Regions from separate parts of the Homo sapiens genome. Here region 1 is linked to region 2. The links are chromatin contacts, found by Hi-C or POLR2A ChIA-PET in ENCODE. All regions are on one chromosome and are shown on one strand. The core of a region is the stretch at or near the end of the contact, and the rest is flanking DNA. Distances in the headings are between cores, read along the strand shown.

Region 1 (5,294 bases), core at 415-2,914, 68 kb after region 2:
CATCTTTTGAATGTGGATGCTTGTGACTGTCTTGGGTGTTGAAGGGAATGCTCTATATTTATTGATACACTTAAATGGCCATTGCCTCAGTTTCCTATTTGTGAAACATAATAGCACCTACCTGACAGCTGTGAGGGAGTTAAGGGGTGGTGCATTTAGTGGGTACACATACATAACTGTGCCTGCTGCTTTGGTAGGGCCTCTAAATGGCACCATCATTGTTAGTTATTGCTGCAGAAACACATTCTATAACCAGTGTACAAACATGGTAATGAGTTAACATGAATACAATAGAGCAACGGTCCCCAACCTTTTTGGCACCAGGGACCTGTTTCGTGGAAGACAATTTTTCTATGTATGATGGGGTGGGATGGTTTCAGGATGAAACTATCTCAGATCATCAGGTATTAGATTCTCATAAGGAGCATGCAACCTAGATCCTTTGCACACACAGTTCACAATAGGGTTTGTGCTCCTATGAGAATCTAATGCCACTGTTGATATGACAAGAGGCAGAGCTCAGGTGGTAATTCTGGCTTGCCACCACTCACCTCCTGCTGTGCAGCCCAGTTCCTAACAGGCCACAGACCGGTACTGGTTTGTGGCCTGGGGGTTGGGGACCCCTGCGATAAAGGAGTCTTAGAGCATAAAATGGAGAGTGTGTCAGCAGAGTTGAGTTAGAACAATAGAACTTGGAAGCCCATAGCAGGTACAGTTCTGTGACTAAGTGCCCACAAGAAATGCATTGGTTTAAGCATTTCAGTATTGTTTTATGTTACTGGGAGCACAGTTAAGCCAAAGAGAGATCCAATTTTAGACAGATAGTGGTGGTTCAGAGATGGAAAATAGCTGGCAGCTCCAGGTTCAGAAAATCAAGGAGGGTTATCAGAACTGAGAAACGAGAAATAAACAGTAGAGATCAATGACCATTGGATGTTACTCTTAATCGCTTACACTCCTCAGGATTCAGAACGAGAGGTGTTGCTGACTTCATGTTCTTATCCAGGCAGTTCAGTAAATGCCATGTATCTGAATAAATAAAGCTTGGGGTAGGGTGGGGACCAAGATGGGTAGCTAATTTTCCCAGCTGAATGATGTTGTTTAGTCTGTCTTTTGCTGGGACTAGAAACTGTTGTAATATTACAAGTTGAAAATTTCACAATCTTTTTTTTTTCTTTGTGAAGTAAAATCTGAAATCCTTCGTCCCTTGACTTCATTAGAAGTGCAGTGAAACTGGCCTTCTAGATCTGTTTCCAGTCAGAGGACTTTATATACAAAGTTCGTGAACACAAAAGGGTCTGGTGAAATAACGAGATGGGAGGCTGGTCCAAATTTCTGATCCTTTTGAGTTAAAAGTCATTCTGAGCAGTGGCTGTTGACTGTACCACCCAGGGGGCAATCTGCAAGTGCGGTTGTCATTTATTAGCCTTCTTTACTTCTAGGCTCTCAGTGACTTCTCATTTGAACTTTTGGAAAAAAAAAAAAAAAAAAAAAAACTCCTCATCAGCATTAAGAGCTTTCCCGAAGCTTGATCTTCAGAGTCTTGCTTCCTGATTTCCAGACAGAACTGAGTTAAAAACATAGTAACTGGGTTCGTTTGTTTTCCTGTCTCCAAGGCGTTTGGCCCCATGTTAATCTTCCCAGCTGAGGCAGGAGAGGAACACTTAGTCACTCACACTGCTCACTGACATGAGCCAGCAATGGAAATGGTGACTTGACAAAATGCTGGCCGGGGAACTGGAGTTCTCCTTCAAGCAGGACCAAATATTTCCCAAATTAATTCTGACAAAGCGAATTTAACATTCAACCTTCTGGAGTTTCTCAGAATAGTTTAGGGTATTTTAAGTCAACTCTGTATTTGTTGCCTGTTATTCAAATTTCTAACCTCAACTACCTATTGGGTCCTTCCACATTGGCATCAAATAGTTTTCTTTTCCAAGCTGGGCTATGGATGTTTTTATCTTGTGAAAATTCCCCGGGAAAGCGACGCCATGGTGATGTCTTTGATTGGATGTTGGGGTCACATGGAGGGTGCTGTGTAGCCTTCAGGAAAGAATGGAGGTCTGTCTTGTCTTCTTCATTTGGTTTTTGAAGTGCATTCAATTGACAATAACATAATAATAGCATATCATGGTAAAAAATCACTCGCCTCCACTGGGTTTTTGTGTGGACCCAACTTGGGCTCAGAAGATTACAGATGGTTGGGGCACATTGTTGAATGTTAAAGTGTGCAGCCTTAAGCACTAGGCACAAGCCCACTGCTATTCTGGGTTATTTAATTTACTTTGATGAGGAAGGAACGATCTGGTGCATTTGAATGACAGAATAGATAACTGCATATCACTGGGATGTAAGTATAACATGGGTTCAGAAGAAGACCGCAAAGACAGTATTTCAGTAAATATTGCCAGGCTTTGTCTCACAAAGACTTGGTTGTATTTCTGAGTGGCTAATTAGGAGGTGTTTTCAATTTAATGTTGCATTCGCTATGAGTCAGATAGAAAGTCAAGATGATTGTTTTTAACAGCTTATTTCAGACTTCAGCTACCGGAAAAAGTCACTGACTATTTCTAAACCCAAGGAGATTTGAGTGCTGATTGACTCACAGTATTTGTGTTCCAGTGAGTCCGTCCACACCCAGCCTGTATGTGACACACAAACTTGGAGTGTGGGGAGGAGTGGGGAGGCAAGAAAATGGAGTGCTCTGTAGAGTGGTGGCGGGGGCCAGGGCTACAGAGGCCAGCAGAAGAGGCAGAGAGCGGGGCTTTGTTCAGTTTCCTACTGAGGGGCCGGGGAACAGCTAGTGGGAGAGACCCAGGTTTGAAGCCCCTGGCACTGGACTTGGGGAGGCTGGGGTGGCTCTGCTGCCTTCTTCAGCAGGCTCAGATAGGAAGAAGCTGGAAGGCAGCTCTTGACCAGAGAGGAGGCTCTATCTACCGTGCTCACACTTTCCTACTTCCTTGGTGTTGAGCCATATTACTTTTCTTCTTAGCTCCATCACAACTGTCCTCTGCACCTTGCAGTGGCCATTTTCAGCTATTTAGATACTCACCAGCTCTCACTGTGGTATCCTATTCCCAAACGCAGCATGTTTATTTTAACTTGTGTCTTCAAGCAGTTTTTAGAAGGTGCACACTTTTACCTTTTCCTCTTTGTGTCAGGATATTTCTCCTTAGTCTGTATCCGTTTTCGCATTTCATCTCTTTTCTCTTTATTCTCTTTACTCCCCACTTTATCCTCCAAGGGATGAAAACAACTTGATTTTTATCAAGGTGAGTGTTAATAAGTGGCCGTGTGTTTCTAACACACTAGCCTTTGTGCCCTGTACAGACTGCTTAGATGTGAGCTGTGTGGGCATTCGTTCTTATTAATGACCCCATGAATGACCTGCTCAATTCATTTTTCCAAGGTTATGGATCTGTGACTTTTCTTTAACCATTATCATTGCTACCATTTACTGAATGCTTACTCTGTGCATTACAGTGCTTTATGCAAAGCACTTTACATGTATTCTCTCATTTAGTCTTCATCTCTACCCTATAAGATATCCTCATTTTATAGCTGGGGAAATTGAGGCATAGGGAGATTAGTGATTGCCCTGCTTTATTCTGCCAGTGTGTCCTATAGTCAGCATTTGACGCTCATCTCAGTCCCTGGGTCTAAACCACAGCAGTACCTTCTGGAGCAGGATTGTCCCCTGGGAACATTCAGCAGTGTCTAAAGACATTGTTTTTGGCCACGACTGAGAGCGCGCTACTGGCATATAGTGGGAAGAAGCTAGGAATGCTGCTAACCATCCTTCAATTTATAGGACCAGCCCCTGCAACAAAGAATTATTCAGCCCCAAGTGTTAGAAGTACTGAAGTTGAGAAACCCTGTTATATCTAGAAACATTTACCTTTAATACTCAAGGAGTACCAAGTATTAAATATCCACACAATGTTCTGAAGTTTTAATTATTTCAAGAAATATTTATTGTTTGCATAGTTTCAAACATTTAAAAAATACTCAACAGGGAGAAAAATATGTAACTGTTTCCAAAGAGAAAACATTTCATGAGATTCCTAACTTTTGAGATTCTGAGGATGTCTAACAATTTTTTTTTTTTTTTTTTTTTGAGAACAGGGTCACATTCTGTCCCCCAGACTGGAGTGCAGTGGTGCAATCTTGGCTCACTGCAAACTCTGCCTTCTGGGTTCAAGCGATTCTTGTGCCTCAGCCTCCTGAGCAGCTGGGGCTACAGGCGCCCGCCACCACACCTGGCTAATTTTTGTATTTTTAGTGGAGGTGGGGTTTCACCATTTTGTCCAGGCTGATCTTGAACTCCTGGGCTCAAGTGATCCGCCTGCCCTGGCCTCCCAAAGTGCTAGGTTTACAGGCATGAGCCACTGCGCCTGGCCGGATATCTAACAATTCTTATACCTCCATTGTGATATTATTGTTGGAACAGAGCATGACATTTGAATAATTACGCCAGACATTTTTTCTTTGGTTCCCACTTAGAAGCTGTATACACATAAATTCTCTGCTAGATGTCAGTAGGAAATTCTAAAATTGTGAAACTTGGTGTCTTGGGCTTATTGGGTCCCATGAGTGAGTGTGCCCGAAAACCTCACTGAGCAGCCCAAGGGAAAAGGCTGTGAGGCCGAGGAGCATAACCTGGGCGCAAGGTGAGCAAGGCCCGGGTTTTCCTGAGAAGGAGGCTGGGTGTGGGTTCTGTGTGGAGCGAGTCTTGTAGCCTTAATGACAACCTTCTGTTTCTGTGTTCTAGTCATGTGCTCAGCCCCTCTGCTCATCAGGCAAAACCGAGTGTTCCCAGTTGGAGAAGTTTAAGGTCTTCCTGTTTGTCTGAACTCCTGGCAGCGAAAACATAGACATCTGTGCATTGTCCGGCTCGTTTCCTTCCCTCAGCCCCCTGCCCAGCCCCTCCACAGCATCTACACCATTGTATTGTTCACATTCTTCCTTATCTTGACCTTGTACTAACTGCCTGTTTATTGTAATGACTCCTCAGATAAAGTACTGCTTGGGACTTTTTTCTTTTAATTAAATGTTTGGGGTTGAGAAATTGAGAATCTAGTGAAACTGCAGCGCGCAACATTTTGAAGTGTATCTCGGGCCACGGCAAGACTGACTTCAGTTCCTGCTGGACTCATTACTTCTTTTTAGGGGGAAATGTTTGTTTCTCAGGCTGTGACTGTCAATGACGTCCACTGGCCCCTGTGGGCCATTGCCACCCTCATTCTGTCCTCGCCCTTGCCTTCTAGGACCATCCCCCCTCATTCTTCGCCCTT
Region 2 (5,780 bases), core at 3,021-5,520:
AACCCTGTCTCTACTAAAAAAAAAAAAAAATACAAAAAATTAGCCGGGCATGATGGCGGACACTTGTAATCCCAGCTACTTGAGAGGCTGAGGCAGGAGAACTGCTTGAACTTGGAAGGCAGAGGTTGCAGTGAGCCGAGATTGAGCCACTGCACTCCAGCCTGGGCAACAAGAGCAAAACTCTGTCCGCAACCCCCTGTGCTCCCCGCCCAAAAAAAGGGTTTATTCTTCGCTTTCAATCTTGGGAAGTTTTTATATCTAGTAATCATGGTCGTCTCTAACAAAGTACAATTTACATTAATTGAGAAAATAAAACTTTATCCATAACACTTGGGAGGGTAGGGGAATGACGCAGTGTGATAAAACAGTACGGCTGAGCCAAGCAAGGGCTGGAGATGAGTAGGACTGGCTGGGGACATAGGCAGACCAACAAGTGCAGTGAGCGCAGCACTTCCTGTGACCAGTGCTTGAATGCTAGGGATAACTGGACTTGGATTGTCTAAGAAGGCTGTTACTGAAATTACCGTATGTTCAAATTTTGTGAAGTAAATTTGAAGGTGTTGTACAGGTATAATAATGCTTCCTATGAAAACAAGATAATATATCTATACATTTTTACTTTGGAATGCTATTTGAAATATAACATGGAAGAAAATAATTCATGCAGTTATTGACCAATCAGTGGATAGACATATTCATGATTGTCATTGTTCTCATTTGAGAATACTTTGAAAAGCAGCATTCTGGAATGCCTCTAGAATGCTTTCTCTATCAGAAGGAAACATGAGATCTATTTTGTTGGAGTGAATTAAATTTTTATGCTATAAAAAGAATCCCATTGTAAGGTTGTCTTGACCCAGAAGATCCCAAACTTTCTCTGTTCTTGGTCCTCTAAGTGTCTAGTTAATTTTTTCAAAGTAAGTACTTAACAGTTTTGTTTAAGAGTTACATACAAACCACCTAATAGGTACTTCTGTTCTAACAACTTAATGGCCATTTGAAAAAGTAGTATGTATAAATTGAAAGAAAATATGCTTTTCTTTTTATAAGATTTTAGAACTTACTTTGTTCTTGAATAACCACCTTCATTTACTAGTGAGCTGTGTTTCTTTGTTGGATACCTCATGGCTTCGCAAGCCTAGGAGTCAGATTTGACATTCCCACCTTGGTTTCCTGTTCCACATTGATGTTCAAATGTGCTTGGCTTATTATCATAGTAATTGCAAAAACCAGTTTCACAAAGAGATGATGTCATCAAAAGGAATGTAATGCATTTTGTGAATTAACTTGAACTAGTAGTTTGTATAATTCCCACACTTCACCATGCTTTCCTTAAAAAACTGTAGTATCCCTTCATGCTCCTGTGAGTTTGCTGTGGCTCTCCAGATCATCTTGACACATGGGGTGGGAACCCAGGCCTTAACCTATATTTGCTATCTATGACTAAGTCAGGGTTGCCTTAAGGGGTCTTTGTATTAACTGCATTATTCAAAAGTTGGATTCCATTGTTATTTAGTTTGTGGTTGTCAAGTTTTGGTGAGCAACAAAAACATTTCTGGCTCTGCATCCTGGAAATGGATTTATAATGTTTGGGAAGAGGGGTGTGGACCCAGGTGTCTGTATTTTCTAACAAGCTTGCCCAGTGATACCAATGCATATGAAGATACTAATTCAGTGCATATGATGCACTGAATTCCATCACAAATAGCTTGAGTTCAGGGACCATGTTGTTCTTCACTTAAATTCTTTCTTATTCCTGTAACATACCATCATGCACATTTGGTAAGTGTTCATTGAATACTACTGACTTATTTGTTACTTCATTTCTCTTTCCTCCCAACTTTTCTTTTGTTCTGTATCTTAAAAAGAAAAACAAAGAAGGAAGAATTGAAGAATTGGGTCTTAGAGTTTCCTGACTTTCCAAGCTGCTTGTTCACAGTCTTCCATAATCTGCTACGTCAGTTCACCACTCTCCCACACAAACTCTTACGTCATGTTGAATCATTCTACTCTGAGACACACTTTGGTATATTTGTCTTCATTTTTTCTTGCTTCTGTCCCACACAAAGAGACCTTTAAGTTTCCTAAGTGGAAAAAACACTAGGTTTGGGAAAAAATTAGAAAAACTTGTGTTAGTTTCCTAAGTGGAAAAAACTCTGGGGTTGGGAGAAAATTGAAAAAAACTGGAAGAGACTTAGATTATCTTTTCATACAATGCCCCCATTTTAGAGCTCCCTGTGAGGAAACACAGGGAAGAGATGTGATGTCCCAGAGGCCACACAGGAAGTGCAAAGTCTAGCTGGGATTAGACTGCTGCTCTCTTGGCGCCTCGCTCGTGGGCTGTTTCCACTGCACCCCAGCCCCACCAGACCTTACTCTCCTAGGGTGGTGCTGATCATCAGTGATTTTCCTGAGTCCCACAGGTGACTGTGATATGGAAACAATGGCTGAGAACCAGGTTTAGCAATTTGCTTTGCTTACAAAATTATTGTTTGGTGTGTTAAATATTACTTTGCAGTTTAGTCAATAGTAATTGAATTTCTTTTTATGAGGTTAAATTTTTGTTTCATATGAATGTATAGACTGTGCAACATGGGCAACCTAGATCACTTAATTTTTGTTGTTTAATGGGAAGAAGGCAAAAATTTGGGAGCAGAAGAAACTGTCAATATTATTATCAAAGGAAGATTTGTATTTTCTGGATTTTTGCTTATGACTGACAACCTACCAGCATCAGAATGTGGCTTGCTGGGCTTTGGGCAGCATTTCCTTGGTAGATTGCTTTTCTGGGTTCCTAGCTGGGTTCTGGGACCATGGCGGGGAGGTGTCCTGACTTTTGGATAATTCAGACATGGCTATAGGAGACAATTTCAGACAGGCACGTGACACTTTTATCCCTAAGCAGAGTTGGAATGAATAGGTAAGAGTCACAAAGATTGCCAAGGAAGGTCAATCATTTTTACTAGGTTTCTCTTTATCACATTAGGTATGTCTTAGAAAAGGTAAGACAGACTTATGTTAAAGGAAAACTGGGCACTGTGAGACTCATGAAAAATATTCTTGGAACTTTGTGATCCCAGGGCTATTTCATTCAAATGTTCATTGATTCGTTCATGCCTGCATGCTTTACTCTTTTATCAGAAAGGTCGTCCTCTAGGCAGCTGCTTACCTTCTGTAGGATGATGTGAGCTTGTGTTTCCTGCAAGTCCAATCTTTTGGGATGAGGACCCTTTCTCCTTGCATCTTTCTTGAGAAGTTCTTGTAACTGTATATCTTTTCAATTCAATTTCCAAAATTTGTCGGGCTTTAATTGGAGACATTATAATGATATTGTGAAGGAGGAAAATAAATGTATAATTTAGATGTCATGAGGGTTGCTTATAATTTATTATAAACTTTGTCATCTTCGGTCTAGAACAGCTGCAGAGAGGGCTGCTTTTTTTAACTGATGAAAGAATGTTTTGACTTTCATATTTCATAGAATCAAGAACAAATTTAACTTAAATCCACAAATAATATTTGTAATGCTACTTAATACCATTATTGTTCATTTAAACCTCCTTTCTCTTGGACTCCCCTTTACCAGAATGCTTATAGGAAAAAATGCTGTAAGTTTTTGAGTTTCTTTTTTGTTTTTTCCTCATCAGGAATCCCCTCCAAAGAGAGGCAATTTAAGAAAGAAGGAACAGCTGGGTGCTGCAGTGGCTCACACCTATAATTTCAGCACTTTGGGAGGCAAAGGCAGGAGGATTGCTTGAGGCCAGGAGTTCAAGACAGGCCTGGTCAACATAGTGAGACCCTGCCTTTACAAAAAAAATTTTAAAAAATTAGCCACGTGTAGTGGCTTAAGCCTGTAGTCCCAGCTGTTCCGGAGGCTGAGGCGGGAGAATTGCTTGACCCCAGGAGTTCAAGGCTGCAGTAAGCAGTGGTCACGCTGCTGCACTTACCTTGGGTGACAGAGTGAGACCCTGTCTAAAAAAAGGAAAGGAAGAAAGAAGATTCTCCTAGCCTGGTCCTGAACAGCTAGAAACACTTGTCTTGCCTCCCACACTGAGACATTGTTCACCTAGGTGGAAAGGGCTTATAGATTTCTGGTGGCAGAAATCTGTCCACTCACCACATGAGGGTTGCCTTTAAGCACTGACGTGGCTTAAACTGCATTTGACCTGGTGCTTCGGATTCAAGCCAGTATGACTCATTATTTCAGATGTTTGGTTTGTGCTGTTATAGTTGAAGCAATCTGTAAGGAAAATAGAAAAGCCTGTTGTAAAAATATAGTCTGTCTCCAGGAAGGAGAATCCCCACGTCCTGACTGGAGGCGGGATGTCTGCACATGGCTTGTCTAACTTGTTATTTTACCTTAGTTCCTGGTTTGAAGCAGTCCTGAAAACTGTTCATCAGTGCATGTTGAGATGGCATAGCTGATTATTTTCACATTCTTGAGTGTGAATTCGAAACACACAGGGTACAAAGTTTGCTATCTGGTCCCTGAGAGATAGCTAGGCCAGCCAGGCTGGTCCCCAGACTCTATTCTAAGAGCAAGGAAAGAACACAGTGCTAGCACCCACTCAGAAGGCTAGCCACATCAGATGGTTTCTCTCTGAAGTTGAGATGTGACATGCAATTTATATTCTTTCTTTGGTCGTTGGCGGCTATGTCCATTCTATATGTGATTTAGTAATTAGGGACTGTTTGGCTTTCTAGAATCAAACAAAGACTATTATAAAATGTCAAGTTTTTTTACCTTCAACTTTTGCACTGTGTTTTCAAGTAAAACATTCTGCTAACTTGTAAGTTTGTCCCTTTTCTCTTTCTTGTGTCTTGGTTCTTATCCCAGGGGAACACTTAGGAAAAATTATAGAATCCCTACCCAAACAGTGTAGTGAAGGAACTGTTCATGATTTGTAGGGCTCTGGCTATGAACTGACTGCTGTGTGCCAGTTTAAGCTTATAGCCACTATTACTTTATTACAGGATTTTGATTAATTTGTTAGATGGTGGCTGTGTGTCAGCTGCTTGTTTTTAGAGCTTTCACCTGGGTGAATAATAGCTTCTATCTATTATGTATGTGCTAGAAACTTGATTTAACCCTTACAGATACATTAGACAGCGTATATTACAGATACAGTGAATAGCTAATAGTTAATTAATGTGTCCAAGGCCACACAGTTAGCTGACATCCTGCCCAAGTTGAGTCGGAGGATGTCTATACAAAGCTATGCTGCCTCTCCCCCTAAAAATAGGGGAACAGAGTTAACATGCTACATAGGGCCGAATGTCTTTAAGCCTCTCTTCTTGTCTAGTGTTACAGAAATAGCCATTGTTTTAGAGAAGCAGGATTGCATAAAGGCTAAGAGCCAGGATAACTGTCTGGCCCCCATACTTAACTAGCTCTGAAACCTTGGGCAAGCTCCTTAACCTTTTTCTATCTTGGTTTCTCTGTCAGTGCATAAAATAGTACCTGGGCTGGTGAGGCTTAAATGAGTTCCTATCTACGAGTTATTGGAAGAGTGTTCATAACAAGCAGTATGCAAGAGTTTGCTATTTTTGTGTGTGTTACCTTGAAGACGAATAGGAATGAGATATCCTCTCCATCCCCCCTCCTTCTTGCCTCATCAAGCAGGGTTCCCTGGGTCAGCTTGTGGATAGGTTTCAGAGTAGGGAAGGACTGGGGACAGTCATGCCGTCTGGTTTGTGAGTGAGGCCTTCATAGACAATTGGTCCAGCCTTGCTCCTCTAGGCTGTGTATGGAGCTCTCAGGTTCTTCCACACACACTTGG

The links. A loop is a pair of places that touch in the nucleus more often than their neighbours do. ChIA-PET counts read pairs that join two places held with the same protein, here RNA polymerase II (POLR2A). Pooled maps may share reads with other maps.
Region 1: a map of endothelial cell of umbilical vein shows a loop between it and region 2 (5-fold over the local background). The contact joins two enhancer-like sites. A Hi-C loop is called at or near these places in 3 of 168 maps with a recorded cell type or tissue (PC-3, endothelial cell of umbilical vein and mammary epithelial cell) and 5 of 50 pooled maps. POLR2A ChIA-PET finds 5 or more read pairs at or near these places in 4 of 52 experiments (A673, HepG2, MCF 10A and 1 more).

Annotation. Positions count from the first base shown.
Region 1 is chr5:78,523,566-78,528,859 of GRCh38, reverse strand. The region is part of intron 3 of LHFPL2 (LHFPL tetraspan subfamily member 2); the gene reads left to right. Among named protein-coding and RNA genes, the nearest start is that of LHFPL2, 120 kb to the left of the region's middle. Within about 2 kb of position 1,664, at least 16 of the 41 ENCODE cell types and tissues checked have a DNase peak (open chromatin) inside an H3K27ac peak, as active enhancers do; they include PC-3, endothelial cell of umbilical vein and mammary epithelial cell, where a contact is called at or near this core.
Region 2 is chr5:78,593,726-78,599,505 of GRCh38, reverse strand. All of the region lies in intron 2 of LHFPL2 (LHFPL tetraspan subfamily member 2), which reads left to right. Among named protein-coding and RNA genes, the nearest start is that of LHFPL2, 52 kb to the left of the region's middle. RefSeq lists a silencer at 2,136-2,340 and an enhancer at 2,186-2,480. Within about 2 kb of position 4,270, at least 17 of the 41 ENCODE cell types and tissues checked have a DNase peak (open chromatin) inside an H3K27ac peak, as active enhancers do; they include PC-3, endothelial cell of umbilical vein and mammary epithelial cell, where a contact is called at or near this core.